Linked DNA regions of Homo sapiens: all the other regions are linked to region 6. A link is a loop called in an ENCODE intact Hi-C map of the cell type or tissue named here. Cell type or tissue: mammary epithelial cell. All regions are shown on one strand.

Evidence for each region. A loop is a pair of places that touch in the nucleus more often than their neighbours do. Peaks named below come from ENCODE experiments on the same cell type or tissue, not always from the same donor. Only the 100,000 strongest peaks of a DNase experiment are listed, where the experiment ranks them.
Region 1: it touches region 6 in a loop (13-fold over the local background); 11 of 110 quality-filtered maps call a loop at or near these places.
Region 2: a loop joins it to region 6, with 3 times the contacts of the local background. A loop is called at or near these places in 2 of 110 quality-filtered maps.
Region 3: a loop joins it to region 6, with 17 times the contacts of the local background. A loop is called at or near these places in 26 of 110 quality-filtered maps.
Region 4: it touches region 6 in a loop (18-fold over the local background); 17 of 110 quality-filtered maps call a loop at or near these places.
Region 5: it touches region 6 in a loop (12-fold over the local background); 23 of 110 quality-filtered maps call a loop at or near these places.
Region 7: it touches region 6 in a loop (5-fold over the local background); 6 of 110 quality-filtered maps call a loop at or near these places.

What each region holds. Positions count from the first base shown.
Region 1 is chr4:188,370,054-188,374,053 of GRCh38, reverse strand. No RefSeq gene overlaps it. Among named protein-coding and RNA genes, the nearest start is that of LINC01060, 84 kb to the left of the region's middle. In mammary epithelial cell, no CTCF peak of the experiment used is centred here; a DNase peak (open chromatin) is centred at 1,793.
Region 2 is chr4:188,401,943-188,405,942 of GRCh38, reverse strand. No RefSeq gene overlaps it. Among named protein-coding and RNA genes, the nearest start is that of LINC01060, 52 kb to the left of the region's middle. RefSeq lists an enhancer at 1-1,092. In mammary epithelial cell, a CTCF peak has its summit at 2,474; a DNase peak (open chromatin) is centred at 618; H3K27ac peaks cover 2,806 bases.
Region 3 is chr4:189,121,961-189,125,960 of GRCh38, reverse strand. It overlaps LOC105377613 (a long non-coding RNA gene), which reads left to right. Exons shown (of 4, transcript XR_001741964.1): 2 at 813-921; 3 at 1,579-1,722. Among named protein-coding and RNA genes, the nearest start is that of LINC02508, 350 kb to the right of the region's middle. In mammary epithelial cell, a CTCF peak has its summit at 1,604 (motif pointing right); no DNase peak of the experiment used is centred here.
Region 4 is chr4:186,723,534-186,727,533 of GRCh38, reverse strand. It overlaps FAT1 (FAT atypical cadherin 1), which reads left to right and starts at 3,678. Exons shown (of 27, transcript NM_005245.4): 1 at 3,678-3,870. RefSeq lists enhancers at 552-1,053, 2,236-3,235, 3,736-4,000. In mammary epithelial cell, CTCF peaks have their summits at 492, 1,518 and 1,980; DNase peaks (open chromatin) are centred at 793, 1,503 and 3,643; H3K4me3 peaks cover 4,000 bases; H3K27ac peaks cover 4,000 bases.
Region 5 is chr4:189,200,808-189,204,807 of GRCh38, reverse strand. LOC124900838 (a long non-coding RNA gene) reads right to left here and starts at 1,663. Exons shown (of 2, transcript XR_007058428.1): 1 at 1,546-1,663; 2 at 1-165. In mammary epithelial cell, a CTCF peak has its summit at 2,356; a DNase peak (open chromatin) is centred at 2,447; H3K4me3 peaks cover 187 bases.
Region 6 is chr4:187,605,164-187,609,163 of GRCh38, reverse strand. The region is part of intron 2 of LINC02492 (long intergenic non-protein coding RNA 2492); the gene reads left to right. All of the region lies in intron 1 of LOC105377604 (a long non-coding RNA gene), which reads left to right. Among named protein-coding and RNA genes, the nearest start is that of LINC02492, 65 kb to the left of the region's middle. In mammary epithelial cell, a CTCF peak has its summit at 2,477 (motif pointing left); DNase peaks (open chromatin) are centred at 813 and 2,423.
Region 7 is chr4:186,935,599-186,939,598 of GRCh38, reverse strand. All of the region lies in intron 1 of LOC102723906 (a long non-coding RNA gene), which reads right to left. Among named protein-coding and RNA genes, the nearest start is that of FAT1, 210 kb to the right of the region's middle. RefSeq lists an enhancer at 3,629-4,000. In mammary epithelial cell, a CTCF peak has its summit at 2,314; a DNase peak (open chromatin) is centred at 2,388; H3K27ac peaks cover 1,034 bases.

The DNA.
Region 1 (4,000 bases), 760 kb before region 6:
ATCAGACTTAACATGCCTGAAACAGTTTCTTATCTGCCTTTATCTGACCTTGACACCCATTCCTTCCAAATATTTTCCAATTTCCATTAGGAATTGTCATAACCATTCACCCAAAATCTCAACTCAAAGAATTCTGACATTTCACATTTTATTTTTTAGTAAATATCATTGGTTCTCCCCTTTAAATATATTAGAACCCCGGCAAAACCTCACCACCTCCACTACCTCCACCCTAGTCCAAAGCGCTCACGTTCTGGTGCCCATGGAGGTGCCTGATTGGCTCTCCCTTCACAAGAACCTGCTGCAAGGAGCAGGCAGGTGACAGTCCCCAGCTGCCACTCTTTCCTGACTACCAGGCCACCCTCTCCCAGGCTCTTCCCAGTCCTAGGAGAGAGGACTAGGTCAAGGCTATTCATGCCTGGAACAGGATTCTTCTAGAGAGCAGCTTTTCCCAGGCGGCCCCCATTGGCCTTGCCAGCACCTCCTCAGCACTATGCTGGGTCTCAGGCTGTCCGAGCTCACCTCTCCTTTCAAGGTCTCCCACTGGCACAACTGTCTGAAGGCTTCCCCTCCCTGCCTCTGCCCCCGTTCCCTTTGTCCTTCACAGTTATGTAGATGGACCTTGCACATCTCATCTTGCTGGGCATCTACCTCAGACACAAACATGGTTCACCTGTACCTGATGCTAATATTTCTCCTTCCTCCCACTATAGCAGCGAGAGGTGTCTTTAAAACAGAAGACCAATGGTGTCCTATGACTCTTATAACCAAATCTAAACATGGCCACAAAACCTTTAAAATATGGCAGCCTCTCCAAATGTCTCCTTTGCTTCTCTACCCCTGTTACATTGGCCTCCTTGCTGTTACTGGGATCCATGTGGCATAGACCAGACCCACCTGTGCACATCTTTCTTCCTACAGAGGTCAGCAATGTTCTTCTCCAAGATACACATGCTCCATGTGGCCAGTCTTTCTTCCTACAGAGGTCAGCAATGTTCTTCTCCGAGATACACATACTCCATGTGGCCAGTCCTTCATTTGAGTCCCTGCCTCCCCTCGGCGAGACCTCCCTGACCCTGACTGTTTCTAAAACAGAAAATGTTTTCCACAAATGTCACTTGAGACATAAATCAAATGTATTTAAACATCCAAATATGCAGGCACTTTTCCAATCAAGTAATCCTTGAATAAACCCCAACTAAATGTCAAGCAAGGACATAAAATAAAGGGATAGAGTTTTGATAGCACAATATACTAGATATTCACATTCTCTGGGAAATATTTTCTTCTGAGATTAAAGTCGCACTTCTCTTTTCTGCAAATTGCAAGACATTGAATATTATTTCCACTCATCTATCAGTTATTTGTAAAATCAAACAAATGCACTGTGCAAATGGATGCAAATGAACTGTGACTATGCGTGTTTGTTTTGTATTCTGACTACAGTGACCATAGGTTTCATTTTAATAACCTTTCTGGTAGCTCTTTGAGAGCATTGTTAGAGACAATAATTCTTCAGAAGAGCACACATTATGAAGATAGAGATTTGATAAAGTGTTTATTATCTTTGTGGCCAAACTTTAAGGACTCATATCTGACACTGATCTAAGAGTATTTGTTAAAAGTGGTCAAAATGTGATTTATTTCTAAGTGTCTTCTGTTGTGTTCATCTGATATTCATTATCTGTAATTTTAAAAAATCATATTATGGAACTATGTGCTTGGCATGTGCTATCAAGAGTCAAATTTCAATACATGGATTACAAAGAAAATACCCTCAGGCACTGAAATGTCCTAAAGATGAGTCATTTTATAACCTAATATGTACCAAGAACATTCCAGCATAGAAAACATTCAAGCATCAAAAAGAAATAGATTTACTAGTGCTCTCTATGAATAAGATTTGCTTTAACTTTAGCCTTTCTTTGGTACTTGGGCAAATTCAGACTTCGAGTCATATTTTCTTTCTTAGAATAGACTTTCTTTTTGAAAAGTGATATAACTTTAAAAGGGAGAATACTGGAGACATCACCTGACCCAGTCACCCTATTGTAAAGTGAATTCAATAAGGTCTTGAGAAGTAGGGAACTTGCTTAAAGCCACAGAGCTAATGGAACTTAATCAACCCGCATTATTTGGAGATCGAACTCCAGTGTAATAACTTCTAGTTAATGTGTTTTCATGAAGCTGTGGTGTTCCGATATAACAGTTTTACGAAAGAACGAGTCACTCAATTTTCCCTCCAAATACTTATATAGCAAACCTCATACAAGACAAAGTTTCTGGCTCAAAGAGCTTTGGATTTAATTTAAAAGATAAGACACATTCACAGAAACTAGTAACAATAAAGTAATGTGATGTGATTAGTATAGATATTGTAACATCTAAGTTGTCTGATTACCATCCTAATGATAATTTCAAATACAAAGAAAATACAAGTACATATAATATCAAGAATATTGAGAGGCTGGGCACAGTGGCTCATGCCTGTAATTCCAGCACTTTGGGAGGCCAAAGTGGGTGGATCACCTGAGGTCAGGAGTTCGAGACCAGCCTGGCCAACATGGTGAAACTCCATCTCTACTAAAAATACAAAAAAATTAGCCGGGCATGGTGGCGGACACCTGTAATCCCAGATACTCAGGAGGCTCAGGCAGAGAATTGCTTGAATCCTGGAGGCAGAGGTTGCAGTGAGCGGAGATCACACCACTGCATTCCAGCCTGGGCTGGACAGAGCGAGGCTCAGTCTCCAAAGAAAAAAAAAAACACTCTGGAAAATTGTAACAAATAGTTATGCTGATTCTAAATATGAAATCCGTTTTCTATCCACTGACGGATTCAGGTCAAGTTTCATGAGGGGTTAAGCCCTGAAGCTCACAGAACATCTATGCTAAGACTTTCCACTGCTGAGGGTCTGAAATTGTTGCATGGAAGTTCAGGAGGCGGGTTGGGGACTGGCCATACAAATCAGAGAAGACCCCAGAGGAAAGAGTGGGTGGCATTTGTTATAGACCAGAGAAGGGAAAGCTGAGCTGCATTTGCAGAAGTGAAAGGGAATGGCTGGGTTTCAGTTTTAACCCTTTTGGTCTCACTAAAGTGGCAGCAATGATTGATGATTTAAAAGGCAAGAACGTGCTCTGGAAGGCATGCCTGATGGAATGGAAGGAGTTCCCTGGTTAAGTGAGACAGTTTTTGTGTGCTAATGAGTAGTGTATTTGTATAGCCAGTCAGCGTTTTTCTTTACTCATTTGTAGCACACTTTCTCCTTATTCAGATGCATTTTACAAGAGCTGCTAATTTTTTTCATGAAAAACAAGTTATTTTGTAATCAATCACATTTTATATTCTAACCCATAGATTAAGGAAATAGATACTATGTCATCTGATCCAAAAAACTCCATTTATGTTCGCAAATATATGGATAAACAAAGTATCAAATGCTTTTTTATGATCCTTTTTTTTAGATTTGATCAATATTTCTTATTGCCTGAAGTACAAATACTCTCAAATCCATTCCTCAAATGTAATAAAATACTTTCTCAGGTTTTTAACCAGAACATGTATAGTAACATCTATTAACATAATTTTATTTATTTTATTATTTATTTATTTATTTATTTATTTATTTACTTTTGAGATGGAGTCTTGCTCTGTCACCCAGGCTGGCGCATTCTCGGCTCACTGCAACCTCCGCCTCCAAGGTTCAAGCGATTCCCCTGCCTCAGTCCCCCGAGTAGCTGGGATTACAGGCAGCGCCACCATGCCTGGCTAATTTTTGTGTTTTTAGTAGAGACGGGGTTTCACTGTGTTGCCCAGGCTGGTCTTGAACTCCTGACCTTAGGTGATCCACCCGCCTCAGCCTCCCAAAGTGCTGGGATTGCAGGCGTGAGCCACCACGCCTGGCCTATAATTTTTAAAAAATACGTAGTAAATTATGTAAAAGCAGGCAACCCTCAATCATTAAACTTTCAAGGAAAATGCTATCAGTTGGGAGGCTATG
Region 2 (4,000 bases), 800 kb before region 6:
TAGTATTAGAATATAAAAAGTTTAATATTTCTTTGACATTTAACAGACTAGTAGGCATTGATTTAGTACAATAAAGAAAGCCACAACCTACGAAGAAAACAAATGTGATTCACTCAGAGAATCTCAGAAAGTTTCCTAGCTAGGAGTCAGCAAATAAGCAACCATGGGGGACTGGGTGAGGCTTAAATTCAGAAATAAAGTGATTACGTGTGTTCTAATTGCAGGCACACAAGACCGTTCCCGTGGCTCCCAGAAGGCTGCGGTCAGACGTTATCTCCAAGGAGGAAATTCTCCTTTAGACACTGGGGTCAGGTGATGCCCAACAACAAAGGTCCGCTCTGTTAAGGGGACCACTGGCCAATACGCCATCCCATACGGACTCCCAATCATCTCCCAGTGCATCACACTTAGTCATGAATGCAGAGCCAAGGACCACTGGCCAATACACCCACTCCCTACGGACTCCCAGTCATCTCCCAGTGCATCACACTTAGTCATGAATGCAGAGCCAAGGACCACTGGCCAATACACCCACTCCCTACGGACTCCCAGTCATCTCCCAGTGCATCACACTTAGTCATGAATGCAGAGACAAGGACCACTGGCCAATACGCCCACTCCCTACGGACTCCCAGTCATCTCCCAGTGCATCACACTTAGTCATGAATGCAGAGGCAAGGACCACTGGCCAATACGCCCACTCCCTACGGACTCCCAGTCATCTCCCAGTGCATCACACTTAGTCATGAATGCAGAGGCAAGGATCAGGAGGCACTGGGGACAGAGTTTTCATGTGAGTGGAACAAAATCAGTCTGACAGATTAAAGGAAACACAAAAGAAGAGAGAGAGTGCAGAAACAGAAAAAGTTATATTCGGAACCCTATTTCTAAGTATCTTTGAAGATACAAGACCTACAGCAAGAAAAAGATAGCAAGGAGAAGCAGCTCTTTCGTAATGCATATATAGGTGGTAAAATTATAAACACAGCTAAGACATGATGACACTAAAGGCAGAAAAGTGTTTGACTCCTGGGGGTACTGGGGTAGGGGCATGAGGAAGAGTGTGGTGACTGGAGAGGGACACCTGGGAGACTGCTAGGTTTTGGTAAGACTTTATTTCTTTACCTGTGTGGTTGTTGCATATTATATGGCTTTATAACCACTTGTTAAATATACATTTACATTTTGCACATCTTTCTATATGTATGCTGTATGTCTCTTTCTCTCACACACACACACAGTGATAAAGGGCAAAAATGGAGAAATTGAAAGGGCTCTTGGAAAATACAACTCTGACAATACCCCACCCTCCTTCCAAAAAAAGAAAAGATTGAAAGTGGAAGATGGAAAGTCGAGGTGGGAAATGAGGAAGCGTATTTGCAGATGATATAAAGAAAACATTCTCCCAAAATCATCCACAGAACTTGAAATAGAAAGGAAAAGTCTACTTTTAATGAAAACAGGAGTGAGGTGAAATGCCAAACCTCAACACAGAGAAAAAGCCTGCCAGCCCAGGGCAAACTGAGCAGGGCTGCTTGTGGGGAGGAGCAGAGTACTGACACTGAGGCCGCGGACACCATAAAGCCCAATGTGAGAGGCCCGTCCTAGAGGGCTCGCCACAGTGGCACTGGAGGCACGGGCTGCTACTAATTTCCCCCGGTCCCGGGTCACAGTCTAGAAACAGAGGTAGAGTTAGACGTGGGCCACCAAACCCACCACAGCCAGATGACAGGCTGGGGCAGAGCAATGGCCGCTGGATACCAAATATGACTGTGAGGCTCTACCTTGTCCTAGCCAGGGACCTGGCCCTCCATGAAATGCTTCCCTCTACCTACAGGAAAGAGACGGTTCAGGAGAAACAAAACATAGTCCAAAATGAGGAATCAGAATTAATTATAAATGCCTTAAAATAATGCAAAATAAGCAGAGTTACACAAGCAGAAAATGCATGCCCGATCCAGAAAGTGCATCCGAAACTGTAAAATGTGGCCACTGAGAAGCTGCACCAAATATTTTACCACTATTAACAACAGGCAGGCGCAGTGGCTCACGCCTGTAATCCCAGCACTTTGGGAGGGCGAGGCGGCTGGATCATTTGAGGTCAGGAGTTCGAGACCACCCGGGCCAACATGGTGAAAACCCATCTCTACTAAAAATACAAAAATTAGCTGGGCGGTGGTGGCGCTCGCCTGTAATCCCAGCTACCTGGGAGGCAGAGGCGGGAGAGTTGCTTGAGCCTCAGAGGCAGAGGTTGCTGTAAGCTGAGATCACGTCACTGCACTCCAGTCTGGGTGACAGAGAGAGACCCTGTCTCAAAAAAAACACGAAAAACAAAAAACAAACAAAAAAAAACAACAAAAAACAACAACAACAAAAGAATGCAAAATAATGAAACAATCGCCACGCTGAGCCAGAGGCAAATGGCCAACCACCAGACCACAGGCAGGCTATGACGGGCTAGTCGCCCTCTGCCATCCTGCTAAGGCACTGCAGTCATGTGAGCAAGCCTGGGCGAGATTAGCCAGAGCCAGCCCAGACCATGGGAACTCTTCAGCAGATCCTTAGGTTAACAAACTGTTGCTGTTTGAAGTGACTAAATTTGGGGATAATTTCCTAATCAACAGAAGCTAACAGACACACTTGGAAATTACAGATTTGAAATAGATGTGGAATGTCTCCCTCATCACCTATGTTCCATTGCCCTTGGAACAGGGGGGCTGTGAATCAATATGTGGCTTGTAGCTTTGTGTCTAGAAATAGCATAAAAAATTGTTGGGAAATCAAGGCGGTGGCTTCTGATTATCCATGTGGCCCGCAAGCACCCTGACTCTTGTTTGTGGCAGCCACATAGGCCCTGGATAGGTGAAAGGGCAAAGGGAGCTGTGGGTGCCCCAGGACACCAGCTGTGTCTCCCGGCCTGTATCCTCCTTTAAAGCCCAGTAAATGTAGCATCAGATTAAAGCTGTCTGTGTCTTGCAAGTCTGATGGCCAGCTTGAATCTGTAATCACAAGGGCAGTGTGTAGCAGTATTCAATACTGAAAGAGCTGAGACCTGTGAAATTTTGCACCAAGAAAGTGCAACCCGGAAATTTTATACCAACTATTATTTCAATCAAGTATAAACGCAATACAAACTGATTTTTGAATGTTCAAAGATATGGGAACATTGTTTATATGGAACTGCTTGGAAAATCTAGCAAACAACAATCATCAGTGAACCAAATGTTGATAGGGTATGAAAAGTTGCAGCCAGGGCCTGGTGACGAGCATGGAACCTGCCTGATGGTAGGAGAACTCAGTGAAAGAGACAAGAACGGGAACAGAATGTCAGCACTACAAATGTTAAAACCATCGCTGTGATCTGACTACCACGGAGTGTTTTGTGTGGCATCACTGATTTTCTTCTCTTTAAAACACAGGGCAGAAAAAGCATAGAAGTAAGAAAAAGTAGCAGAAAAGAAAAAATAAGCGTGTGATTCACAATGAAGATATGCCAGTTATGAATTCTAGAGATTAAATAACAGAGCATCAATGTTCTTAAAACAAAAAGTAGGCCGGGCGCGGTGGCTCACGCCTGTAATCCCAGAACTTTGGGAGGCCGAGGTGGGCGGATCACGAGATCAGGAGATCAAGACCATGCTGGCTAACATGGTGAAAGCCCGTCTCTACTAAAAATAAAAAAAATTAGCCAGGCATGGTGGCGGGCGCCTGTAGTCCCAGCTACTCCGGAGGCTGAGGCAGGAAATGGCATGAACCTGGGAGGCAGAGCTCGCAGTGAGCCAGGATCGCGCCACTGCACTCCAGCCTGCGCGACACAGCAAGATTCCGTCTCAAAAAAAAAAAAAAAAAAAAAAAAAAAAGTAGAGCATGCATAAGGAAAGACACAGACACAGGAGCACAGCAGGGAAAATTACATCACCTCTATCAGGCTGTGACTGCTGAAGAGAGCAATAGTAAGTCATGATGTAAAAATGTAAATCACATAGTTTTCTCTAATTGA
Region 3 (4,000 bases), 1.5 Mb before region 6:
TGACACAAGTTTGCCTATGAAACAAACCTCCGCATGTCCTCCTGACCTTAAAATAAAAGTTAAATTTAAAAAATACAAATTGGAAAGAAAACATAATGTGATAGATTGCTTCACAACCATAGGATTTCCGGAAGAAATATGAATTGGAAGCATCAGTGTCTAAATGCAGTTAAGAAACTCATGCTATCAGAATCATCTCTTGGTTGTTTTCCCTCCCAGATTGTCTTTTCTCCCAGGGACTCACTGACAGTGAACAGCGATCATGCCTAGATTTACCCTGTATCTGCCCTCAAAGCTGACGTGGAGTCAAATGCCACAAATAGACTTGATCATGCAACCTTGATTCTCTTTCTGAAAAATGTAATTAGTAACCCTCCTGTCTATCATATATTTACAGAAATACTGATTAGCCTTGGTGTAAAGCTTCTAATAAACAGTAGGCATTGTTAGAAATTTAATTCATTCATAGGGTTTTTTGAGCCTAGCGATACATTTGCTGCACTGACACATAATTTATCATTTTAGAACTCTTGGTTCATGCTTTTTAATATTTGAGACATGGATATCCTTTAGCTCTGTGAGTGATACTGAGGAAGGAAAGGGCAGGATGTGCATCATGAAGAAAAACTATGATCAATTTAAAACAGGCTATCAGGGAAAACTTCACTGAGATGAATGCGTGGACAGGCCGCCCAGTTATCAAAACAATTATTGAAGAAATCATTTCTATTGTTCTAAGAGGTAATGTGTGCCTCAGCTCTTCCATCCACTCAGTTTTTACCAAATCTTTTTTTTTTTTTTTTTTGTTCTAGGCCCACCCTCTTCCCGGATCAACAGGGTCCAAGAGCAGGAAAGTGGAATTGAATACCTGGACTAAGACCAAAGAATGCCGCAGTGCGAGTTGGGGGGGATAAATTCCAGGTATTTCTTCTCACTTCCAAATGTAACTGAATCTCTTTTATCTGGAAATACAACCTGAGATCATAGGAAAGAGGAATCAGGCCAAAGCCACTTTTTGGCATTGGTACGTCAGAAATACCATAGGCACAGCTTTTCCACAGGGTGGTATTTCTTGTTTGGACATCTTGCTGATCCACTGAAAACATGCATTTGTGAGAAATGCATGGGAACCATTTCTTTTTTATAAATAAGGAAATACTTTAGTAGAGGGTTAGTATTGGATTCTTACTTTGTGTATTTTCTTTTAGCAATAACACCTTTTTCCTTTCTTTGCTATGTTAGGAGAGAAAGAAGACTCCTGTTTATTGTACAAACACAGTTGCTTTTACATTTCAGTGTGCTGCTCTTAGAAAACAAACCAGAAAGCCACACATATTATTTCTACATGGTTTCCTACCCTGTGGGAAATCAGTGTTTTGAAACTTCAGCATATTATGCATAAATAAACATACCTCATTGGTCTCACATATTTTGGATAAATGATTTAATAAGAGAGTAAAGCAACAGACGAAAGCTTTGCCTCTAAAAGATTGTTCCGTTATAAGCTATTTCCCTTTGCTAAGATACTGTTTTAACAAAATATTTCTCATTTAAATTCTGGACACGCGGGTATTTTAGGTTTTGAGCTGTTGCTCTAGTCGGTCTGCGCCTGCAGATGGCAGCGCTCCTTCATCGTTGCAGCGATGTGGATTGAAATGCACTGGAGCGTCAATGGAAGGTGAATTTATGAAGTGAAATCAAACTTCAGAAATCTATTTTCAGGTATATTCTTCTAGTTTTATGAAACCATAAGCTTATGTTGTTTAAAATGCTGTTATAAATAGAAGTGAACCTCAGCCACCAGCCTGAAGGCTGTCCTTTCTGCTCTTGGGTGTGGAAGATGTCTCATGGGAGTGCATCGTCTCTTCTCAGTATGTGAAAAACAAAGTGGCCGGGCGCGGTGGCTCACACCTGTAATCCCAGCACTTTGGGAGGCCGAGGTGGGCGGATCATGAGGTCAGGAGTTTGAGACCAGCCTGGCCAATAAGGTGAAACTCCCTCTCTACTAAAAATAGAAAAATTAGCCGGGCGTGGTGGCGGGCACCTGTAGTCCGAGCTATTCAGGAGGCTGAGGCAGGAGAATCGCTTGGACCTGGGAGGTAGAGGTTGCAGTGAGCGGAGATCACACCACTGCACTCCAGCCTGGGTGACAGAGCAAGATTCTGTCTCAAAAAAAAAAAAAAGAAAAGAAAAGAAAAACAAAGTGACTGACCCACTGAGAAACATGTTCTCAGACCTCAGTTCCAGAAAATTATGAATGGCTAAGCATTACTGTAGAGTAAATCTGTTTCATTTTTCCACAGGTTGGTCTGTAGATCACATTAGGGAAAGGCTGGGCAATTCTGTCTTTATAAAATCCACACTTTCATGAGTGCCATAATAATTCTACGGACACCTTCAGTGGGGCTTGTTAGAACACTGCTGCTGATGCTCCCTAGACTTCTTTTTCAAAGAACCATTGGTTTAATCAAGAAAACAGAAATCCTTGACTGGAGAGATTTATTAAGCATTTAACATTTTTTTTTTTATAAAAAGCACTTAACTTCATTTTAAGGAGTCAAAAATACAAGAGTTGTGGAGTAGAATTTCTGTAAATTAAGTAACCAACTGGAGCTCATGAGCCTGTGCTAGATTAGCTGGGAGTAAGAGTAACTGATCATAGTTGGTGTGTGATGACACTGGGCCAGCCGCTGTGCTGAGGTGTTTGGTTGTTTTAACTCACATAAATCTACATAGCAACCCTACTATTTTCTTTCAGTTCTATGATGCTTAGTTTTTCATATTTTAACAGTTCTAAAATTAGGATATGTTCTAAAATAGATGACTTCTGACAATCCCTATCCATGAGGCAGAAACTGAGGTACTATTTGTTTGTTTGCTTTTGTTTATTATTATTATTATTATATTATTATTTCAATAGGTATTGGGGGAACAAGCGGTGTTTGGTTACATGGATAAGTTCTTTAGTGGTGATTTCCGAGATTTTGGTGCCCTCATCACCTGAGCAGTGTACACTGTACCCGGTGTGTACTCCTTAATCCCTCACCCCTCTCCCACCGTTTCCCTCAAGTCCTCAAAGTCCATTGTATCACTAGTATGCCTTTGTGTCCTGATAGCTTAGCTCCCACTTATGAGTGAGAACATACGATGTTTCCTTTCCCATTCCTGAGTTACTTCACCCAGAATAATGGTCTCCAATTCCGTCCAGGTTGTTGCGAATGCCATTATTTTGTTTCTTTTTATGGCTGAGTAGTATTCCATGATATATACACACCATATTTTCTTTATCCAGTTGTTGACTGATGGGCATTTGGGCTGGTTCCATATTTTTGCAATGTGAATTCTGCTGCTATAAACATGTGTGTACAAGTACCTTTTTTTGTATAATGGCTTCTTTCCTCTGGGTACATACCCAATAGTGGGATTGCTGGAAGAAATGGTAGATCTACTTTTAGTGCTTGAAGGAATCTCCATACTGTTTTCCATAGTGGCTGTACTAGTTTACATTCCCAGCAGCAGCGTAGAAGTGTTCCCCTTTCACCATATCCATACCAACATTTATTACTTTTTTATTTTTTGATTAAGGCCATTCTTGCAGAAGTAAGGTGGTATCTCATTGTGGTTTTGATTTGTATTTCCCTGATAATTAGAGACGTTGAGCTTTTTTTTTTTTTGAGACAGAGTCTCACTCTGTCGCCCAGGCTGGAGTGCAGTGGCGCGATCTCGGCTCACTGCAAGCTCCGCCTCCCGGGGTTCCCGCCATTCTCCTGCCTCAGCCTCCCGAGTAGCTGGGACTACAGGCGCCCGCCACCACGCCCGGCTAATTTTTTGTGTTTTTAGTAGAGACGGGGTTTCACCGTGTTAGCCAGGATGGTCTCGATCTCCTGACCTCGTGATCTGCCCGCCTCGGCCTCCCAAAGTGCTGGGTTTACAGGCCTGAGCCACCACGTGCAGCCGAGATGTTGAGGATTTTGTATATGTTTGTTAGCCAATTGTACAT
Region 4 (4,000 bases), 880 kb after region 6:
TCCACAGCAGATATTTTCCTGGAGGCTGGACACTTACATAAAGACGACGCATTCTTTATAAATTAAACCTCAACAGTGTTTGCATTTATCTAAATGGATATTATTTCGAGGAGGAGACAGTGATTTGCGTATTAGCCCCTATCACTAGGGATGACTTGTAAGACACATTAGGAACTGGCTCCTCCCCTATCCCTTCGCCCCCTCCTCTCAGAACCTTATAAGCTTCAGAGTACGGTCAAGACAAGAGGAGCATTGGGAAAGAATTTGAAAATAAAAATACAGCTCCGTGATTTTCAACACAAAGACCACGAAGAGCATAATAATAAGTCGTGAAAAAAAATTCACATCCAGAAGTTGGAGGGCCACAAAGTACAAGTCGTCCAGGCCAGTCTGCAGAGACTGTTCATGCTTCCGCCCAGCAAAAATCTGGCAGGCGACACATCGCGACGAATTTCGGCTGCAGAAGAGGAAGAGCATCACCTGCAGTCCGCGGCGTGGGAAACGCCGCCGGAGGGGCTCCGCGAGCCGGGGAAGTGCGCGCAGCGGGGCTCCAGGCGGCTCCAGGCGCTGAGTGCGAGGAACGCCCGCGCTCGCCGGCGCCCGGGAGACGCAGCCGAAGGAGGAGGGCGGGCGTTTCACCCGCGCCACAGCTGCGGCCGGCCAGAGAGACCGCAGAGGCCGGGACCCCCGCAGCCTCCACGGCCGCTGCTGCCACTGTCGGGGTGGCGCGCCCAGCCGGAGAATCCCGTCCGCGCCCGGGGCGGGGGGCGAGGCGGGGCGCTGACGTCACCTCCCCTCCCCCACCGCCTCCAAGGGGGAGGGAGTGGGGAAAGAGGCAGCGAGTCGCCGCAGCCGGCGGCCGCAACTCCTCAACTCGGCGGCTGGCTGCCTGGGCACGTCCTGACAAACTTGGCTGCTCCCGGGCCCTCGTTCCGGCCCCGCGCACTCTCTTTTCGCCTGCGTTTGGTGCTTAAGTTTGCCCTGGTCGGAAGCCTCCGGAGATGCGGCCGCCTGGGTCCCGGCGGCACGGACGTTGGCACTCTGGTTAGGGACATGCTGAAGATCCCGGGGAGGCAAAGTTGGTACTTCAAACCCGGCTCTTAACACATATCTACACCGCGAGGGGATCACGGAGCTGCCGAGGACTTTAGAGCCCAGGGCCGAGGACTCGGCTAGACTGGTGAGTTCTTTGTTCAAATCGTGCATGCCTTTTGGCATTTAAGTTTAAACGTTAATGAAATTACGTGGGGTGTGTGGCTCTAAGCGAGTGCGGGGAAGCGTGTGCGCCCTACGGGTTCTCGGCTCCAGGAGCTGCGCATCCCTCTGGCTTTGTGCGGATCGGCGATGAAAGATTCGTATGCATAGCTTTGGGAGTTCATAAAATACATATAGAGCACTGTTAAAAAGAACTTGAGAGGCGATGCTGTTTGTGCATTATTTTGAATGTAACTTATTATAGCAATGGTGCCTAGGGAGGGCGCATCGGGGCCGCGAGATTTGCAGGGGCGCAGCGCCCTCTAGTCCGGGCACCTGGCGAGGCGCGCTCCTTGCAGGGTTCTGTGCGGAGGCGAACCTGGACCTCCCCGGCGCTCGGCGACGTGGGCGCTTGCTCACCCCAGTCTTCACTGACCACCCACCCGGGCCCATTCTTTATATGAGTTACAAAAATCAGCTTGGGTGGACTGGATGTAGAGGCCGTGCTGGAGGAAAGCGTTTTGTTTCTGGAACCGTCTCCCCAACCCCCTCCCTAATTTCCACGAGCCTTTGGGGACAGGGTTAGGGAGGGTCGATTATTTAAAGGACAAATGTGGAACTTGAACCACATTTCTCTCTCTCATATAAAATAATTCGATTTGTGGTAGCTAATAGGCATGTCCATTTCGTTCTGTTGGCGCTTAAGGATCAGTAGAATCGTGGCAGAGTCCTAAGTCTGAAATCTCCATCCCTGGCTCTCGGCGGCTCCTGTGGCGACGAAGTGCAACTTCTTCCAGGCAGATAGATTTCTCAGGGAGCCTGGAAAATCGGGATTCCCAGACAGATGTAAAACATCTAGTAAGCCCTAGGAAGCGTTATTACTTATTAATTAATGGTAATCTTCTCCAGGAATTCTCTTGTGCCATTTAAAAAAAATCCCGTGATTTTACGTCAGGGAATGGTATCTTTGTACTTTTTTTACTGTTCTTCTTTTCCCCTTTTAGCATTACTCCCGCTTCCTCGCTCCCAGGAAACGGCTGGAGTTCCGGTGTGTTTGGGTTTTGCTGAGATTTACAATTCGGCAAGCGGCACAAGCCGGTTGGGCTTGGAGATCAGGTCACCCACTTTCGAGGTGTTCCATGTATGAAATTGACCTGTAAGCACTTGGAGCAATTATGGCCGGGACAAACACGTCTTTGGATGATGGAGTTTGCATTTGCTGGATGTGTGAATCTATGTGTATTCCAACTGGTGGGCAGGGAATATAGGGCTACGAATCGGCACACTCATCTTGCAGGCATTATTTTTCCTTCCCAGCCACAACCTGCTAGACACCTTTATTATTATTATTTTTTCCGGTCACCTCTAAGATGGCTTATAAGGTGACTGCGTTAACTTTGAACCCAGGAAATTCTCTTTCACACTTGACTGCCCTGCCGTTCCCCTCCCCGCCAAGCTCCCCTCACCAGTCCCAGGGAAATCGGATCTCTTTGTCTTCCCAGTGTTAAAATGCCTGAGTCCCACAAACTTTCCGAGATCAAGTCCGCCCTCTTGTCCGGGCTGCGTCCCAGCGCCTCCGGCCCTCCGGGCTTCGGCCGAGTCCGCCCTGCGCCGAGCCTGCGGCTGGAGCCCTGCCCGCACCGGGGATGGGCTCCGCGCCCGGGACGCTCAGGCTGGGCGCCCGGCGCGGGGAGTTCTCGGAGCGGGCTTCTCGGCGCTGGGGCTTCCCCTCTGCCTAGGAACTTGCAGTTGTCGGCCTGGGGTCACGCTTTGGGGCCCCTGGGGCCGACTCCCGGGCTAGGAAGCCCGCGGGACGCCGCGACTGCCTTTTGTCCCACAGGCCTGGGCGTCCGGGGTGTCAGCGGGGGAGGCCAGGCGCCCGCGGCGGGGAGGGCCTGGGGTCTAACTCGGCAGAAAAAGGTCGCGGGGGAAGCGTTTCCATTTTCTGGGGATTGAAGGAGGAAGTAGATTCCGACCTAGCTGCATTCCTTTGGAGACCTGAAGGACGACTTCAGCCCACCAAACCTTCGCGGACCCAGAGCCGCGCCATTCAAATGCAGATTCAGGGGCTCCCAGAAGGCTATGGAAAAGCTAAAGGGATGCCTCTGGGAAGCTTTCTCATTAGGCCCCAGCCTTTTTTTTTTTTTTTTTTTTTTAGCTAAGCTAACGTTTCCCTTTCTTGGCAGGGAGCTTTCCCCAATTCCTTGCACAGCGCCTGTGGCTGGCCGTAACTAACCTCGGCATCACAAGCCTCGCCCTGCCCCTCGGAGCCGCGCTAGACCCCGCTGGGCGCCTTCTCGTCTCCCAGCACGGACCTGGTGTTCGCAGGGACTGGGGCTCTTTGGGTCCGGGCGGGACTGCGTGGCCGAGCCCGCGGTCCCAGAGCCGGCAGCCGGGGAAAGTGGGCTCGAGTTTCCGCGCCCGAGAAATGAGCGCCGGCGCCGGCGGGCGGGGCCGGGGCGGAGGGATCTCCTGCGCTCGGGGAGCGTGAGGCGCCGGCGCCGAGCTGGGCGGCCGGGCGCGGGGAGAGGGCGCGGGAGCGGCTCGTGCGGCAGGTACCATGCGGACGCGCGAGCCCGGCGAGGGCCCCGGCAGGCCCGGTCCCTGCTCGGGGGCGCGCTGAGACGGCGGGTGAGCTCCACGAGAGCGCCGTCGCCACTTCGGGCCAACTTTGCGGTTAGTTCGCTGGGGCGCGGGCCGGCGGGCGGGGGCGAGAGCGTGCAGCGCGCTGCGGTGCGGACTCTGTGGGTGTCCGCCCGGTCCCCGGCTCGGGCTCCGGCGCTGCCGAAAACGGATGAGCGCGCGA
Region 5 (4,000 bases), 1.6 Mb before region 6:
TGTCAAACTCAGTCTTACTAGTCTGCCACGGAACTTGAGGAGACGAAACAGAGGGGCCGTCTCCCACGCCATGCTGTCTTACAGCTTCTGAGGATGCGTCTTCCTGATGCCTCTGCTTCAGTTTTCACTCGTGCTACTTCTATCCATTTCAGCATCAATTGGTTCCTAGATTTTCGGATTTAATAATTCAGTAAACATTCAAAACAAAAATTAGGATATCAAACAGGTTTTCTGATTTTTGATTTTTAAAGTCAGAATACTAAAATTCACATTCAATTCCTCTCACTTAATATCGCAAAGTGTCTATTATCTATCTTTATTTTTCTAATTTTACTATTGGCTAAAAGACAATTGTTTTTTCCAGGGAGAGGGGAACATATTTGCTCCCTTTTATGTATGTTATTTTTGTTTTCTTTCACACTAGCTTTTTCTTGTTTATCCTTTTTCTAGCAAACAACGTCTTGCTTTTACTCTTCCATGAGAAACTTTTCCTGTCTTACCAGTTTGCAGACTCCCTCCCATGGTGCTTCTCATAGCTGCAGCTATCATAAATAAACAGCTTTATTTATTTATGAAACAGCTTTCATAAATAAACAGCCCCAACTGAAACTCACTTGTTACTGTTTAAGTAGAAAATCTTGGTACTTCTGGAACATATAACGTAGCCAAAATTAACATAAAATAGGTAACACAGAAGACTGGTAGAATGCAATGTTCCAGGAATGTGTATTTTGGGGATATTACAGTGTCCCTGTCTATATATTCAGAATATGCTGTATATTCAGATGAATATAAATGAAAGTTTCGGTCAGTCGAATTTTTGTTAGTCCACGTTTAAAAAGACCAGGGTATCAAGACTTTGGGAGTTGTTATTTAAGCAGATTAGCAAATTCAGTTAGCCAAATATTCAGTAACTTCAAACTTTCTCCAGTTGCACTGAGATTACCTGTGCTAGAGAAACATCAACACTTTTATCTATTATTCCAGAGCTGCAGAATTCCAGGGAAAGTTTAAATGTTTATCATAATATTATTCACCAAACTAATACTATAAACTTCCACACTTAATTCTCTGCCTTTATAGCCCATGAGTTGCCTTTCAGCAAACCGTGCTACAATGATATAGAGTTATTTACATCCGCTTAAGCCTATCAAAAGAGCCTCAGACATTTTGTTCAGTTTGACTGATAGAAAAGCCTTCATCTCAGCACTCCAAAAATATTATTGTGCACACATCTCCCCAGGGCATGTTACTATATGCTGCTAACAAAACGGTAAATAAGGTAGTTAAGGGGCTGTATTGGTCAAGTTTCTATTTTGGAGAGGGAAATATGCAACACACCAGGAAAAAATTAGAGAAAATAAATAGAATAGTTGCGAATTACAGTGAGTTGTTGGAATCAAATAGATAGGTAGGCCTAATTTCTATTGCAGTGTCGACATGTGAGCTGAGAGCTGATGGATGAGAAGCAGCCAGACAGGCTGCCTTCAGGGGAAGAAGCCAGAGGTGCAGAGGTGCTGATGACAGAAAGGGGTGGGGACTGACCTGCGAGATGGTAAATGCAGAGGAGCACGGAGAGAAAGAAGGCTGGGTGCCACGGAAAGTAGGAGCACTCACTGAACAGAGGCTTTTAGATTAGGAGAGTCTCCTTTGAAGACCTTGGCTCACGTCACTGGGTTTATGACTCAGAAATAGCTTCTAGAGCATTTGCTATGTTGAATGCCTTTAGGAACTTGGAATGTATGGAAGAGACATTTAAGAATGAGAAGAGTGTTTTCGGGCGGCAGTTCAGTGCCTTCTGTCCTCAAGGTTCACAAATGAGCTGTCAATGTGGGCTCTTCCCATGAGGTTTAGTTTACAAGAATCTGCAAACCACAGCTGAAACCCTGTGTAACGATCAAGCACAACCCGGGCATTTGAATTTCTGTTATGAAGCCCTCATGGTTTATTTAAACAGTTCACACTGGTTTATTTAACCACAAAAACACAAATTGTTGTAGGGTTTTAGAACTGTACATTTCTTAAGGGTATTATTTAAAGAAAAAATATAATGAACAGTGTTTGAACACAGGAATTTCTATAAAGGTAAGACAAGTGTTGTTTTCCTTCCTTCCTCTCTCTTTTCTTTCTTTCTCTTTTCTCTCTTCCTTTCTTTCTTTCTGTAAAAGATACTTACTATCGATTTATAGTCAGTAAACACGCTTTAACATTTTAGTAAGACATCATCAAACAGCAAATGGGCAAAATACAGTTGTAGAAGAAAATACGTCCTTTATTTGAATATATGTCACCAAAATAGAATAAATGTAGAATGTCTTCCCTGCCCTGCTTTTCTCCTTCTCCACGACAGGTGGCGCTCCTGAACTACCACAGGATGCGCGCGTTGCCAGGCCGCGGCTCCCCTGGGGCCACGTTGCGAGTGTGCAACGTGGTTTCAGTTTGGCATTCTCAGAGAATAGCTGAGACTGGATTTAACCAACTAGTGTTTATGTCACAATGTCCAGGGGAGTGAGACTGCGGTTGATAGGAAATGTGTTTATTGATATTGTCAAGAATCTGGCCAGAAACCCTATCATTACAGATCACCAGACAATGAACACTCACACAGAATGTTGTTCGAACGTTGCAATCATAAAGGAAAAGGAATCCGCTTAGCGTTTTAAATTTTAGGTTTGGAAACTTCTTAGAAATTTCTTTGAGCTGTCGAATCCAGTATCTTTGCTAAGAAGCTAGAAGTATCACAAAAACTAGTTTTTGAATGACTTTTTTCCTCAACTCCATTTATTTTTAAAAATCTTGAAATATCCACATATTATTTTCCCCTTTTTCCACCATTCAGCGATTTAATAACATACATTTGATTCAAAACATGTTTGCATTTTACACTGACATTGTAACTAAATAAGAGATTGGCTGTTTCATTTACAGCCAAGTAGCTCTGCTGTGTTCAGGTGCAATTGTCACAGGTAAAGTGTGTGCCATAACCAGGGCCACTCACAGTTCAACGGAACCAGGGAAAGAGGCAAACACGTTCTGTGACCCAAATGGCAAATCCCTAAGGAGAGCTTGCTGATGAATTAAAATGGCATTAAAACTGGACCCAAGAAATTGGACTGAGAGAGAGTTTCAGTGAGACAGACCTCAGGAAATCAGGAAATTCAGGTGATTATAGAAATCCCAGGATGTCTGAGCACTGATGCTTCCAGGTATTCACCTGCTCCATCATATTCTCCCTCTTAGTTTCTCTCGGTTTCTCCCTTTCTTGGTTTCTCTCTCTCTTATTCGGTCACTAATAAGTTCTTACACAATCTATATAAGATGATGTTTGCCTTCCAGGTAATGTTCTACTTTTCTATTTTCAAAGTTCCACGTCTCCTAATACAGCAGATTGAGGAAATGAATATTTGCCTTCTCCATTGTTTAAATGTCCACTCACTTTTTCATAAACTACTTCCTTACATAAACTGTTCTCTGCTGTGTGGTCCCCTGCTAGCCAATGCCTACAGGCTGTTTGTGCATTGTGTCTTTTCTTATTATACAATTATATTTAGTGTCACATTCGAGGATCTTGAGTGGTTCTAGTTAATCAGCCTTCCCCCAGGGGCGACTTCTCCCCTGCAGCTCGATTCTTGTCATAGATGAGCCTTAGACACCGTCTGATGCTCAAGCACTTTCTTCTGGCAGTGCCCTTACAGGAGGGTTAGTAGGAGTCGGCTGTGGCATGGGCCACACACAGTCGGGGTCAGAAGACTGACTAACCAGAGGACTTCCAGCCAGAGACCATTTTCAATATTTGGGGGACTCTTCCTCCTTCTTACACCTGTATTCAATCCAGGTCAGTTACTAGGGCTTTCTTTTGTGAAGAGGATTTCAGCCATTCTTTAAGGGTAAACTTTGTTTCAAGGCTTATGAAATTGGCATCTGTGCTGAGGTGGCCTTGTCTCTAGGGCAACAGGGGTTTTAGGTCCCCTTGTCATAGAGTTCTGGTAACCCCTGGGCC
Region 6 (4,000 bases):
GTGCTAGGATTACAGTCATGAGCCACAATTACCAGTCTAAGCTTACCTTTTTCAAGAACAATTCAGAAACCTTAAATGTAGATAATACAGTGTTTTTGAATAGGTCTGTAAAAAGAGAGCTTTGTTTAAGATAAAATAAAAATGCACACATATCTTTAAAAATAGCCTTTATTCCCATATTCTTTGCAAGAGTAAATATCTTCCTTTTTCTTTTCTTTTTTCTTTTTTTCTTTTTTTTTTTTCTGTACAGTGTCTCAGTCTGCCACCCAGGCTGGAGTGCAATAGTGCACTCATGGCTCACTGTAGCCTCAAACTCCTGGGATCAAGTGATCGTCCTGCCTCAGCCTCTCAAGTAGCTGGGAATAGAGGTGTATGCCACCATGTCCAGCTGTTTTTTTTTTTTTTTTTTTTTTTTTTGTCAAGATGAGGGTCTTTCTGTGTTGCCCAGGCTGGTCTTGAACTCCTGGCCTCAGGTGACCCTCCTACCCTGGCCTCCCAAAGTGCTGGGATTATAAGCGTGAGCCAGTGTGCCCAGCCTCTTTCCCGTATTGTTTACCAGATGAAACCTACAGCTTAGTCTTTCTAATCTTGACACTTCTCCCTCATTAAACCTGTAATCATTTGATGTAAGTCTTTCCAGCCAAGAGGAAAGGTGAGCAGATGCTTCTATAGAACTCAGTGCTGCAGCCAGTGGGAGTGTTCAGACCAAAAGCAAGAGCCACTCTGCCGTTCTTCCACCTGTTGTGTCTGCTTTTTTCAACATCAGGCCTGTCTTGCTGCCAGCCCCAGTGAAAATCCAGCTGACTCTCAACTTTATCATCATTGGCCATCTTGAGTCATCAATTGGTTTACTGTAGCTGATATGCCTACACTTCCTTCATTTGAACCCAGGTTGAATCATAAATATTTCATTTACTTTAAAGGATTCCAAAGTGTGTGTATAATATCAGATTTTAATTTTTTCCCCACTGCAAGGTGTTAGAGCAGAAATATTATAATACTGAATTAGAGTTCTGAGAAAGCACGGTTCTGGCTGATGCAATGCAGAAACCCAGCTTTTGTTGCAATTTTTCTGGCTTGGTCAAATTACTCACTTGATGTTCTTGGGCAAACTATTTAAAGCATCTCCTTATGATTCTTCAACTGAAAAATGGGGATACTGTAAAATATAAACTGAAAACATGAGGGTATTAGAGGCCCCACAAACACACACACACACACACACACACACACACACACAAAGAGTTCAGCATGTGTCATTATAACAGGAACTTTTTTGAAGAACTTAATTTCTTTGAGACTTAATTCATAACACTGGAACATATAACCTATGCTAGAGATTTCTGTCTTTTCATTTTAGAACTATTCACTTTATGAAATTTCCATAGAGCTCCCAATGTAAATACATTTCCTCTCTCTCTATGGGACAGTCACTATAGAATTATTTCAAATATTTTATGTTTAAGTTAAGTTAACCTTTGTTAAAATGGAAAAGAATGGGAGTGAGCCCCTTTAGTAAGACAAGCTCTTTAGTGCAGATATGGTATCTGGCATAAAGCCAAACCTTCAGGTGCAAGCCTCCTAGGGTGTTCTTAATTGAGCAGCCCTTGCTTAAGAGGTGTGTGTTACCACAGGCTCAGGAGAAGCACAGAAGTTACAGATAAATAAAGATCTTGGAGCTAAATTTATAAAAAGAACCTTAGGGAACTGTATCATCAACCCCCATTGTTTCAGAATGTTGGAGTAAGTTCATAAATCTCACTAATGGAAGCACAAATATTCCTGAACCGTTGCCTACCTTTTATCAATCTGACCATTTTAGGGAAAGATTTTTCACTAAACTAGAGTGGCGGTGCCCACCTTGAAAGGGAAGAGGCCGAGTTGCTTTCCATTTATTGTTCAGACCCCAGGGGAGTGGGGAGGGAGTGGGGGATGCATCCCAGAGGCAGTGAGTGGGGACCTGGGAGGGGACTATTGGGGAACTACTGAGGACAGGGCGAGTGATTGCTGAACCTCTGTGATGAGACACGAAATCTACATTTACTTTGCCTTTAGCCAGCCTCTCCTCCATAAGAACCATACATTCAGTGGTTTTAAGACGAATTGTGAGAGATTATTTCCAAGTTTCTGAAGACCAGTGAAATCTTGGGTGGCTACTACAGGACTCCACCAAGCCTTGAACCTGGGGCTGCAATGCAAAAAGAGTTCATAAAATGCAGCAGCAATGTAAACTCAAAAATAGTATGAGGAGAAAAGAAAACAGTACTCTTAAGGATGTTTTTCTTTTAATATTGTTGTTTGGTATTTCTAAGTATACTTTTCTTTACTGGTGTTGATTTGATTGACTTATTTCCTTTGCGTTAACAAAAGGGTGCTTGTCCAGACTGGTGCCTGAGTCCTCTCTTCCCAAGGGCATACCCCCATGGGAAAGCAGCTTTGTGCAGAATAAGCCACCATGTGACCTGCACTGCCACCTACTGGTATTTATCTCAAACTGCAGCTCAGGCTAACAGACCTGGGTTTGTATAATATGATTAGCCTGGGAATTACAAAATATTTGCAAACTCTGCATCCAACAAAGGTCTAATATCCAGAATTATAAGAAACTCAAACAAATCAACAAGCGAAGGGTGAACGACCCCATTAAAAATGGGCAAAGGACATGAGCAGACATTTCTTGAAAGAAGATATACACGTGGGCAACAAACATGAAAAAATGCTCAACATCATTATCATCAGAGAAATGCAAATCAAAACCTCAGTGAGATACCATATCATATCAGAGGAATGGCTATTATTAAAAGGTAAAAAAACAACAGATGCTGGTCAGGCTACGGAGAAAAGGGGACGCTTATACACTGCTGGTGGGAATGTAAATTAGCTCAGCCATTGTGGAAAGCCGTTTGAAGATTTCTCAAAAAACTTAAAACAGAATTAGCATTTGACCCAGCAAACCCATTACTGTGTGTATATCCAAAGGAAAATAGATTATTGTACCAAAAAGATATATGCACGCGTATGTTCATTGCAGCACTGTTCACGATAGCAAAGACATGAAATCAACCTAAGGTGACCATCAGTGGTGGACTGGTTAAAGCAAATGTGGTACATATACACTATGGAACACTATGCAGCCATAAAAAGGGTAAAATTATGTCCTTCACAGCAACATGGATGTAGCTGGAATCCGTAATCCTAATTGAATTAATGCAGAAACAGAAAACCAAATACATCATGTTCTCACTTACCAGTGGGAACTAAACATTAACCACATATGGACATAAACATGGGAAAAATGGAGACACTGCAGACTACTAGAGGTGGTAGGGAGAGAGCAGGCAAGGGCTGAAAAACCGCCTATTGGGTACTATGCTCACCACCTGGGTGTAATATACTCATGTAACAAATCTGCACATGTAGTCCCTGTGTCTAAAGTAAAAGTTATTTTTTTTAAATGCAAAAATAGCAGACCATACCCAGAGTGAGTAAGAATTTTGGAGATGTTCTAGCCATTGGTTCAATCCCTTAATTTTACTTCTGGCACACTGAGAGCAGAGAAGAAAGATACACCATGCACATGGTCCAAAGAGAAACAAAGCCTGCCATTAGGTAAAGCTGGAAGGACAGGTTTTTTAATCCATAACGTACCATCGTAGTAGGAAAAAGTCCAGCATGAATTGAACTCAAGTTTTATTTGTGCAGAGGAGACTGGGCATTTTAAAGCAAGAGCGAGAGAAGAGAGCATGGGTGACGGGGGATCAGTCTGGTCAGAGAAGTGGAAAATTACAAAAAGCAGGAAATCGGGGATTGGTCCGTGTGAAACCCACATTGTTTTGTTAACTGGAGCTTGTCAAGATGAGGCCCTTACCCTCCCACAGAGGCTAGGAGATGGGAGCCCTCTCTCCAGGGGTTGGCTGGAGCAAACAGTAGACTCCTTGGGCAGCCTGCAGTGTCCTCAGGCAGGCACTGAAGCCGAGCCGGGGTCGGGGTCGTCCCTGGG
Region 7 (4,000 bases), 670 kb after region 6:
TTCCCTAACAGCAGATTTATTCAAGAGTTACAGAGTGGTTTTATTTCATATTGTATAAGAAAAAAAGGAATCACACTCTGATTCATATAAACTCTTTTATGACTTCTCCTTTAAGAGATGAGCTTTTTTCAGTCTATGCTAATTGAAGGTTTTCAGCCTGAACTTTCTCCAATTGCTTCCTCTTAATTCAGAAGTGTTCTAAATCTACACTAATCCTTTCTCCTTCTCTTTTGTTCTAGAAGCATTGTGGCAAATCCTTGCAAACTGGCCCCAATGTGTTATGCGGCCACATCTTTGTGCTTTTCCTAGTTCTCTTTCTTATTGAATCTGCCCTGCCCTGTGACCTGCAGAGTACCTTCACTTGATCTTGGAATATGGCAGAAATGATGCGTGAGTCTCAGTGCCTAGGCCTTAAGAGACTCTGCAGCCTTCTCTCACTTGAACCACCATGTGAGAGGTCTGGGCCATGCTGCTGGAAAGGCCACACGGGAAGAGACACACTACGGGATGAAAGAGCATCCACGGCGTTTCAGCCACCCAAGCTAACACAGTCAAGGAGTCAGACCAACCACCTTAGATCCTCTGCTCCAAACTGTGCCACTCGAGATGTGCTCAGCTGAGACGAGTAGAGCAGAGAGAAGACATCTCAGGGGAGCGCAGCCAACACACAGAACTGTGAAAAATAATAAAATGGTGTTGTTTAAGCCTCTAAGTTTTGTGGGGCTTCTGTTTTGTTTTGAGACAGGTCTCACTTTGTCACCCAGGCTAGAGTGCACTGGCGTGAACACAGCTCACTGCAGCCTAGAGCTCCCAGGCTCAAACAATCCTCCTGCCTCAGCCCCTCAAGCAGCTGGGACTACAGGCATGTGCTCCCATATCCAACTAATTTTTTTTTTTTTGTAGAGACAGTGTTTCGCCATGTTACCCACACTGGTCTCAAACTCGTGGGCTCAAGCAATCCCCCTGCCTTGGCCTCCCAAAGTGCTGGGATTATAGTCACTGTGCACCTATAAACTATGAACCACAGCGTCCGGCCATGCCTCCAAGTTTCTGAGGATATTTGTCATATGACAATGCATAAGTGAAACAGACACAACTGTCCCTCTTCTTTTCCGAGACTTGCTCCTTCTGAACTGTTGAGACCCCTCTTTATCTTTCCCTAAAGTCATCATTACCCTGTTTCTCTACTTGCTCCTTTCACTTGTCCTATAATGTACTGTAGTTTCCTCATCCAAAGAAATAAAAGCACCCCTGTAAACGATATTTTCAGGGAACTATTTATCTACATGCTTCCATACACCAATAATTGTCGAGAAAAAATACACTCTACGCTCATTTTACTTCATCTTTACTTCCCATTCAATTCTATCCTCTGGCTGTGCTCTTCTCTTTCTACAGAAAGTAATGGCTTAAAAGCCACATAAAACTTGCTAATCGCCAGTCCTGATCCCAACCCTCACGCATTCGGAACCGTTTAGCATTTGACTCTTGTAACCGCTATATTTTTCAAATTATCTTATTGGCTTCTATGATGATAAGCACCCCTTATTTTCTTGTAACATCTCCAGCTACTCCTTCTTAACATTTTTTTCCAGCTCTTCTTTCTCATCCGACACTCCCCCGAACCCTCTGCTTGAGGCACATCTGCTGACTCTGTCCCCTCCCACTTCTCTGTTTCTTCTAAACTCTGTGATGTCCCTGTCTATGAGTGGCTCAATTCTGTAACGTCAATGACTAAAGTCTGTAATGTTGGGTCCCATGACTGTATTTATTTATTCATTTATTTATTTATTTTTTATTATTATTCTGAGATGGAGTTTCACTCTTGTTGCCCAGGCTGGAGTGCAATGGCATGATCTCGGCTCACCCCAACCTCCACCTCCTGAGTTCAAGTGATTTTCCTGCCTCAGCCTCCTGAGTAGCTTGGACTACAGGTGTGCACCACCATGCCCGGATAATTTTATATTTTTAGTAGAGACAGGGTTTCTCCATGTTGGTCAGGCTGGTCTCGAGCTCCTGACCTCAGGTGATCCACCCTCCTCGGCCTCCCAAAGTGCTGGGACTACAGGCGTGAGCCACTGTGCCTAGCCTAAGTTTGTTGAACTAATTATTGAGTGGATTTAGATCGTCCCCTGAGTTCAGCACTCTTGCTAACTTATACCTATTTGTAAACACTAAATTTAAAATAGGTTTTAAAGAATAGAAATTTCCACATCAGTTTGTTTCATTATGGCTGTGATCACTGGTAGATTTCCTCCCACAGATTCCTTTGGAAATCCTGATAAACCTTGGACCATATCACCACAAGTGGACATAATTACAATTACATTCTGGGTGTTCTTTGTACACCCAGGTTAGCCAAAGTCCATGTTTCTTCTTCCCTTTGCTTATAAATAAAACTACTGTTGCTACGGATGTGTCATCAGAAATATGCTACCAGGAAGTAAAGGAACAACCATAAAAAATGCAACCCAGTGAAAATTGAGCAGCTCCATTCCTGCAGTATATAATTCTGTTTAAAAGAAGATTTCCTGCAGGAATGTGGGATGGAGCCTAAAGTTAAATGACAATGATAGTTGAGTTTGTTGAGAGAAAAGAAAGAAAGAAAATATGAGCTTAGAAGCCACCAAGCCCTTACACGGTGGAATTCTATCGTGATGAGTACTTGAGTACACGAGATAGTCTAAACACTTTCAACTAAAATGATCAGACTTACAGGGAAGACCTTTCACTACATCAAGGAGCAGGAAGGAAGGAAAGATATTGTCAGCTTTTGAAATTCCAATGTAAACAAAACATGGGAAAGTCTTTTACAGGCCGTGGCATACGTTCTTTCTTTTTCCTCTTTAAAAAGTAAAGACGCTGCTTTCCTTAATAGTTAACTAAACCTGGAATGTTTATGACTGATTATTCTGAAGCGATTGTACTCCCCAATCCCTGAATGTTACAATCTAGCATAGAGCGACTGGAAATGGAAAAATAAATAGCCAGGGAAAAAATAACTTGCTGCATTAGCTTTTCTCCCAGAGAAGAATTTGAAACCTGCAACAAAACTAAATGGGGGCCTTCTTCTTCCTTTCTAGGAAGAAAATTCAGGATACCCAAAGACAACAGCCACTCCGACAATACTCTGGACATGCTGGGCTCATAGATAGAACTGAGGGTTTTTTGTTTTTTCCTTTATTTTTTTTAGCCAACTTTAGAAGTTAATCATGTATATGACATTATTATTTCCCCTATTGCCTCAAATATCAAGGGGCTAATTATGTGTTATTCAGACTCGATTTTTTTTCCTGTTCTTTTCCTCTGGTTGCTATTTAACTGGTTTCTGTTTATTAGCCTTTTTATCAGAAAAGACTGACAGGCTGGGGAAAAGGAGGCAATAAAATAAACCAGTTAACTTAGTTACTCAGAATTGTAAGACTTTTTGTAGGAAGCATCTTCTGTTCCATGAGGGAGGGCAAGGATTGACTTTCACACTATCTTCCCAGCATCTAGAACTGCCCGGCGCATGCTAGATATGCAACAGATGTTTCTCAAAGTAAGGGAGAAAGGTGAGTTAAATCAGACCTGGGGATTTGTAGATTACCTAAGATATTCTTGTCTTCCATTTGTATGAATCCTGAGAGTTGGCATCGGTAACAGCCACGAGACATACCTCAGTCTGTGCCCAGCAGTGTCACAGGTTAGCTGTTTGGCTTTACAGCATGGTTGTGACTCCCTGATCCACATCCAAACCCCAGGCTGCTTCAGAGTTTCCAAGGTAGGAGCTTTCAAACTGCTTTTACTGCAACCCAGAGTAAGAAATAAATTTTCTATCAGTACCCAGTACACACACCACACCACAGAGAGAGAGGTGTGTTTTGAAAACCAAAAAAAAACTTTCATGAAATAACACTTAGCCTTACTATGTAAAATATACTGGTCTGTTCTAGTCTATCTCCTTTTTGAGTGCTGTTTGCAACCTACTAGATTAATTTCAGACCAATGAAGAGGTTGT